2 separate regions of the Homo sapiens genome follow, and region 1 is linked to region 2. Evidence: chromatin contacts called from ENCODE Hi-C or POLR2A ChIA-PET data. All regions are on one chromosome and are shown on one strand. The core of a region is the stretch at or near the end of the contact, and the rest is flanking DNA. Distances in the headings are between cores, read along the strand shown.

The links. Hi-C counts contacts between places; a loop is a spot of excess contacts on that map. ChIA-PET counts read pairs that join two places held with the same protein, here RNA polymerase II (POLR2A). Pooled maps may share reads with other maps.
Region 1: a pooled map shows a loop between it and region 2 (5-fold over the local background). The contact joins two enhancer-like sites. A Hi-C loop is called at or near these places in 1 of 37 single-sample maps with no recorded cell type and 7 of 50 pooled maps. POLR2A ChIA-PET finds 5 or more read pairs at or near these places in 1 of 52 experiments (activated naive CD4-positive, alpha-beta T cell).

Annotation. Positions count from the first base shown.
Region 1 is chr1:25,030,027-25,033,999 of GRCh38, reverse strand. No RefSeq gene overlaps it. Among named protein-coding and RNA genes, the nearest start is that of MIR4425, 8.5 kb to the right of the region's middle. RefSeq lists enhancers at 219-278, 1,279-1,328, 1,869-2,078 and a silencer at 2,835-2,884. Within about 2 kb of position 1,644, at least 10 of the 41 ENCODE cell types and tissues checked have a DNase peak (open chromatin) inside an H3K27ac peak, as active enhancers do.
Region 2 is chr1:24,534,140-24,538,044 of GRCh38, reverse strand. RCAN3 (RCAN family member 3) reads right to left here. Exons shown (of 5, transcript NM_013441.4): 5 at 1-2,952. The coding sequence ends at 2,768. Among named protein-coding and RNA genes, the nearest start is that of NCMAP-DT, 20 kb to the left of the region's middle. RefSeq lists enhancers at 1,497-1,586, 1,413-2,062, 2,063-2,714, 2,689-2,748, 3,365-3,905. Within about 2 kb of position 1,369, at least 14 of the 41 ENCODE cell types and tissues checked have a DNase peak (open chromatin) inside an H3K27ac peak, as active enhancers do.

The DNA of each region.
Region 1 (3,973 bases), core at 395-2,894, 500 kb before region 2:
AACGGTCGGAAGCTTCTGGGAGCTGACTGCCAGGTCCCCTGTCCACAGCCGAACCCCTCCTGCCTACGGGCTTCCTCCTCCCTGGGGCTCAAGGGACTCCTAGCCCTGCTGGGGGTCTGCCCACCAAGGGCCTAGAATGAGGCATTGTCGTTTGTACCGAGGCTGAGAGGTGGCCATCGGTCTGAGGTTACACGCACAGCCAATAAGTGGCAGAGCTGTAATTGGAGCTCAGATGTGTCTGACTCCAAAATCCACATCCTTTGCATATTTAACAACCCCCTGTCCCCTCAGAGGAAGTCTGACCAGAGGAGGCTTGGACGAGGGGACATGGAATGACCCTGCTAGACACTGACCTCTGAGGCCAGTGATGGGACCAGCTTCTCCTTCCTGTTAGATCCTGGAACCCAGCCTGGTGCATGCCCCAGAGCAGGTGCTCGCGACACTGGCAGAAACACAAAAGGCATCCTGACTGTTCCTGTCCAGCTCCTGACACTCATGAGCACCTGCTGCATACCAGGCCTGGGCGTGGAGACACAGGACCAAGGGAGAAGACCTTGCCCCAAGATCGGTGGCCATCTTCCGTACCAGGCTTAGTGTGGACAATGTTTAAATGCACCTCAAATTCCACATGCAAGAGAGATCCTTTAAGTCCTTCCAGCAGGAAAGCCAGACCTGGGTTGCACAGGGACCCCCTCTGGTGCAACAAGGAGGTAGCAGGGTGTGAGGATGAAGAACGTGGAGCCAGGCAGGCCTGGGTTCAGATCCCAGCTAGACGAGCCTAGGGTGGCCTTGGGGAAGTGACTTCATGTACCTCAGTTTCCTCACCTGTAGAATGGGAATCAAACCATAGAAAGTGCCTTACAAGACCTCCCTTCAACCCACTCTGGATTAACAAACACTCTCCCTGTCCTTTGAAAGAGAGGCTAGTAGATGCCACAGCTTCCTGAATGTTCCAGGCAGGCCGGCCGCTGCTATTCCCACCTAGGCGGCTCCTCTGACTCAGTGAGGCTTCTTCCCAGACCTGCAGCTGCTGGCTGTAGTGGCCGAACCAGGGAGACCAGAATGTGAATGGGAAAGAGAGTCGTGTCACAGAAAACCAAGAAAGGACTTTGCAAAGGCCCAGTTATAGGCGAGTTGTCAACGGAAGAAAAAAAAAAAGTGCTGCCAAATGAGGTGTGGGCAAGACAGCCATAAAAGACTGGGGAAGACAATAGTTAAAATCCGTCACAAACTTTCATTGAATTAGGTGTAGACTAAAACTGGAGGGAGGGGGTGATTATTAAAAATCCAGAGGGAGTCTAGGGAGTCTGTGCTCAGATGGCTTCACAAGCATCTCTAAGGTCCCACTCCGCTTTAAAGGACTCCTAATGAGAGCCATAAACGCTGCTGCACAGGTTGGTTTTATGCAAGAAAAACAAGGTAGGACACCAGCTGGGGGCCTCAGTCTCAAAGACAGCCTTGGCCCTGCATCAGAAGATCATCTCATAAAAGTACACGCGCACGTGTTACGTTCAATAAAATGCCTACTTTATGTATCATATGATTTCCTGCATTAATTTTTTTTTCTATTAACCAACCACTGGTTTTGCTCTCATTGGATAAGAGGCTTCTGCTATTAATAGCACTTACCTCACTGGGCGGATGTGAAGGCTGAACGAGGTACCGATGCAAAGTGTCTGGCGCGATGCCTGGCACACAGTAAATGTTCAGCAAATATTAGCTGTAATAATCATCTCCAAATCCAGAACTCTCACTTGGCAGATGAGAAAACTGAGTCTCAGCGGCGTGGAGTGAGCGGGCTGCAGACCAAGGCCTAGAATCTGCAGCCCGTGTGAGAATCGCCCACATCTGAAACCCAAGCCTGCGTCTCCCCAGGGCCTCTCTCGTTGCATATTTTGGAGGGGGTGTCACTTCCCTGAGGAACGTCAGGTGGAGGTCACGGGAGCAGTGGTGGGTCCCTCAGCATCCTTCAGGATCATTGCACCCCAGCCTCCCACTGCCCATCCTACTCGGTGGAGGTCTGAGTTTTCCCTCTGGTTCAAGCTTAGGGTCAACCCTAAGCTTGTCTCAGTGACTCTCTCTGTGTTCACCGATCTTGTGTATTTTTATCTCAGAGGCTTTCATTCGTGTCTTTAATTATTTGTTTCAATGTCTGTCTCTCTTCTGAACGACTGGGAGTCCCCCGGGGAGCAGGCCTGATTCATCTGGAAACCCTGAACCCAGCCCAGTGCCTGGCTCCAAGCAGGGGCTTCACGCGTGTTTTTTGAACAAGTGAGCAACGGAACAAATGTGAACAAGTGGGGGTCCCCAGTGTCTCATCGTCTCTGCACCAGACTTTCTGGCCAAGGTTGTAGCAGAGAGAGGTTCACACTTTGTCTGACTTTGGAACCAGCCAAAAATGCCTCCAGGATTCATGGATTCCCTGCCATGGTACAGGCCCAGCAGCTGAGGCCCTAGCCTAGTGCCCAGACCCCTCCCGCTCTTTGTTTTCCTCCTTTATCCCTCCAGCCTCCATCCCTCCAGCCTCCATCCTTGTATTGCTCCAGCCTCCATCTTTCCATCTCTCCAGCCTCTATCCTTCCAGCCTCCATCCTTTCATCCCTCCAGCCTCCATTCCTCCCATCCCGCCATCCTTCTATCCCTCCAGCCTCCACCCTCCAGCCCCTATCCTTACAGCGTCCATCCCTCCCATCCCTCCATCTTTTCAGCCTCCATCCCTCTAGTCTCCATCCCTCCAGCCTCCATCCTTCCATCTCTCCAGCCTCCATTCCTCCAGCCTCCATCCCTCCATCCCTCCAGCCTCCATCCCTTCATCCTCCATCCCTCCAGTCTCCATCTCTCCAGCCTCCATCCTTCCATCCCTCCATCTCTCCAGTCTCCATCCTCCTCTTCCTAGGGAGCCTGAGAGTGTCTGGCAGGGCAGAACAGACCCTGGGAAACCCAGCCCTGGAGTGAGGCTCCCCTCCAAACCGTGAATGGGGTGTGGTTTGGGGCTTTGTCTCCTCTGAGTCACCTCCATGGTGTGGTGGGGTTGACTCAGACAGAGAGTGAGAAGGAGAACTTGGTTGGTCCTCCTGGTTTCCACAGGTCCTGAGACTGGCCAGGGTGGGGCTGGGTGGGGTGGGAGGACAGGGAGAGGCCCACACTGAGGAAGGTGTTAGAACCACACACTGGGAGGACTGACATGGATCTCAGGTCCCCGGGAGCATCTAAACCCCACACTTTCTGCTCTGGAACAGTGAGGGCTGGAAGCAGCAAGGTGTGGCGGAGGGAGGAGTCTGACTCTGTTCTTACCTCCTCCCCTCCCTAAATTTCAGACTCTTCACCTTACACCAAGGGGGTTAGTTCCAAATCCCCTCTAGCCAACTTCCAGCCTGAGTGCCAAGGCCAGGCTTTACCTAATGACCATGGGGACTGGAAGAGAAGAAAAACAGCCAGACGCAGTGGCTCATGCCTGTAATCCCAGCACTTTGGGAGGCTGAGGCGGGTGGATCACTTGAGGCCAGGAGTTCAAGATCAGCCTGGCCAACATGGCAAAACCCTCTCTCTAGTAAAAATACAAAAAAGTTAGCCAGGTGTGGTGGCATGCACCTGTAATCTCAGCTACTCAGGAAGCTGAGGCAGGAGAATCACTTGAACCCAGGAGGCGGAGGCTGCAGTGAGCTGAGATCATTCCATTGCACTCCAGCCTGGGTGACAGAGCAAGACTCTGTCTCAGGAAAAAAAAAAAAATAAAAGAAGAAGAAGAAGAATGACCAAGAGCTACCCTTATTTGAGCACTTACTGCATGCTAAGGACTGGCTGATTGTTCCATATGCATGACCTCATTTAGTCCTCATGATAGCCTTCCAGAAACCCACTTTGCAGATGGGGAAACTGAGGCTCAGTAGAACAATGACTTGCCGCAGGGCACACTCTAGGCTAGATGGTGAGCTGGGCTTCCCAGGTCTCTTGACCCCCAAATCCTCATCCT
Region 2 (3,905 bases), core at 120-2,619:
CCTTCACAAATGTTTTTTTCCCAACACAAAGCACCATTATCTTTCCTCACAATTTTCAACATAGTTTGATTCCCATGAAGAGGTTATGATTTCTAAAGAAAACATGGCTACTATACTATCAATCAGGGTTAAATCTTTTTTTTTTGAGACGGAGTTTCGCTCTTGTTGCCGAGGCTGGAGTGCGATGGCGTGATCTCGGCTCACCGCAACCTCCGTCTCCCGGTTCAGGAAATTCTCCTGCCTCAGCCTCCCAAGTAGCTGGGATTACAGGCATGTGCCACCATGCCAGGCTAATTTTGTATTTTTTAAGTAGAGACAGGATTTCACCATGTTGGTCAGGCTGGTCTTGAACTCCTGACCTCAGGTGGATCCACCCACCTTGGCCTCCCAAAGTGCTGGGATTATGGTGTGAGCCACCACACCTGGTCCTATCAGGGTTAAATCCAAGTAATAACTCAATTTCAAAAAAATTGCAGAAAAGCCTATTAAAAGAAAAAAAAAACCATGAGACTTATCTCTTGTAAATTTGTTACATGAACTAGATATTAAACAGCCAAAAAAGGACAGCGATGATAGTATCTGTTAAGATCCTGGTTCATTTCACAATATGAAAAAGTTGATGGGTACTTAGTAGCTTTTTTAAAAAAATTCATTTTATTATATTATACTAGAAAAATGAAAATATTAATACTTTCCATTCAGAAAAGCTTAAATGACTCGTCTCTAATTTTGGTTTAAAGTTTTCTTCAATTTATTCAAGGCTCTCAAAAAAAAAATAGAAAAGCACTGTAATTTGCACTGCTTGACTGTAAAATGTTTTATGTGTTAGGAATAGAATATTCTTTAATGGGCAGGCAGAGAATGAAAGCCAAGCCAAATAACAAAATCTCATGGGTTTTGATCACTTAGAAAATTACAGTGAATCAATATTACCTAAAAGGAAATTCAAAAAATTCCCAATTGTTGATAATACATGTCTCCTGGCATACAGGGTCCATCTTGCAGTAAAAAATGGGCACAATGCTGAGTTCAGAACTGCAGAGTAAATTTATTGGGTGGTTGTCGGTTAAAATGACAAATGATGATCTGAATTCAATACATTAAATTGCTGATAGAATTGCAAATTTCAACTGAATTTACATTGAGGCCTAGCAGTGGTAGTTGGCTACAACTGGAACAGTTTATCACCTCAGGGTATTTGAGGGCAAGGAAGATACAGAAAAAAAAAAAATTAGGGGTATGCAACACAGTTTAAGTGCTCAGAAATAAATTTTACCACAGTGAGAACGAAACCACAATGACATGTTACTAACACTGTGCAGACGTCATGGTTGAATGCCTGCGTTCTGTTCCTTCCTGGTGGCAGCCGCCTTGGTTCATTAGTTCTCATGTTTGCAGCTCCTTCACATGCCCCGGAGCTTCCCAAGTGTGCCACTCAAAGGAAACAGCACAGTGAGTGGAGGCCAGCAGACCCACCCGGCCCAAAACAGAGCCTTCTCAGTTATGAGACTTTTCTACAGAAGGGACTTCAAAGTCTAAACAGACCAGAGAGAGTTAAAAAGATCCTGCTGCTTCTTAGGGAAGTTCAAAGGTACATTCTGACACCTAAGTGGGAAACAATTCTGTTTTAGGAAAAGTGCCAACTGCAATCCGGGTACAAAATTTCAACAAAAAGAAAAGTAAAACTGAATGATCTCCCCCTCATTCCCTAATTCATAGAAAAATAGTAGGTGTGACTTTTGTTTCAAAGCAAGCTGAAAAATGGTTAAATGGACAATTTACAAATGGTCTTCAGAAAACCTTATCATTACCTTTTCTAGTTGAAAGTCCATGAATGACATACATAAACGTACACATCATAGCCAAAAAACTCAAGAACTAGTGGTTAACAAGATACTGGAAAAGGTGAAGGATAAAAACTGGTGAATGAAGGTAGCTGGGTGGTCTACAGGCTAGAACACGGTCACGAACGGCAGAATGCAGTAGCCACCTGCGATCCTAATCATTCAAGCTTACTGGTGATACGTCCCACTTCTAAAGTGGCCGTCCTTCCTGGGCAGCCATGTCTGGAGGGCGCCACATCAGGAATGAGGGCCTGTGCATTGCTTTGTCCCAAATTCCAGATAAGAGCAACATGTGGGTGGATCTGTGTCGTAAGACTCATCCTCAAAGTGGATTTGGCATTTCTTCCCCAAAGCTAATTGAACAAATACTTGAGAACCATGATTTCTATGAATTATTCTGTATTTCTGGTTTCTTTTCCTGCAAAAAATTTCATGTATACTGAGTAACAACCTTTGATCGATTTATTAATTAGAAGCTATTTATACCAGTAGAAAAATACCCACAAACAATTAAAATTATAAGACTATTTTTAAATTCATAAAAATGGTACTGTACTGGGTGTGACTACATTTCCAGTTTTTGGTGTCTCATGTGATACAGAATCAGGAGGACTTACATGGCTGGAGGGGAGGGGAGCTGTTTTCCTAATTTGTTACTATTTAAAAATGGTTAAGGGTGGCCACATCTTGGGGGCTTCTCCTTTAATGTAAAGTCCCTTTTGGAATATCACTTAAAATCTGGGACAGGTCAAATCAGCTGCTACTCTACACGACCGTGTCTGCAGTACAGGCGTGGTGAGAAGACCTATACCTCACTCGGCAGAGTCTCACCTATGCTGTTCGCAGCAACGCATCGGCCGCAGGCACAGAGCGCCATGGCCAGAGCCCACCAGGGCAGCCGCCTCGCACCACAACCAAGGGCCTCACAGCGCGCAATCAAAGGTCTGGGGCTCATTCAACGCTGCGGTCGGAGGGTCGGGGCGCCTCGTCTGGGCAATTTTCTGTTTGGGGTTTTTTGTCTCTTCTTCCTCTTCAGTTTCACTTTCACAGACATGAACCACCACGCTGGGTGTCGACTCTGTTCCCGCGTGAAGTTCATATTTCTCTCCTGCAGAGGCAAACAAAATAACCATGACAAAAGCATCACTTCCAGCAAAAAGAACTCTTTTGTCCCTTGCAACTTTTTGTTCTACTCCTATTTTAATGGGTGATTCTTGTTCTTTAAATCTTTAAATACTATGTTAGAGTATTTTATCTTGTTTTGGTGTTAAAGATTTGATACTTTAAGGCTTGTATAAAATGTTGTTTCAGTACTGAAGTCTTGGGAGTTAAAATGCAAATGCTAATTATTGTTTTATGAATAATATGAGTTAATCTGTTTAATTAATTAATTTATTTATTTGAGATGGAGTCTCGCTCTGTCGGCAGGCTGGAGTGCAGTGGCACGATCTCGGCTCACTCCAACTTCTGCCTCCCAGGTTCAAGCGATTCTCCTGCCTTAGCCTCCCGAGTAGTTGGGACTACAGGTGTGTGCCACCACGCCCAGCTAATTTTTGTATTTTCAGTCGAGATGGTTTTTTTTTTTCTTTTTTTTGAGATGGAGTCTTGCTCTGTCGCCCAGGCTGGAGTGCAGTGGTGCGACCTCGGCTCACTGCAAGCTCCGCCTCCCGGGTTCACGCCATTCTCCTGCCTCAGCCTCCCGAGTAGCTGGGACTACAGGCGCCCGCTATCACGCCCGGCTAATTTGTTTTTGTATTTTTAGTAGAGACGGGGTTTTATCATGTTGGCCAGGCTGGTCTCGATCTCCTGACCCCAGGTGATCTGCCTGTTTTGGCCTCCCAAAGTGCTGGGATTACAGGTGTGAGCCACCGCACCCAGCCAAGTGACTCTGACATCATAATGGTTTCAGTTTGGGAGATACTTGTAAGGATCCAGGCAGCATAGGCACTCCCTTGATTATAGGAACTTGGATATCTAAGACACAGCTCTAACGTCTAAAAACAGCACTGAATCACTTCTTCCTCAAAATGCCTCTTTTATTCCCCTACAAGAGACATAACT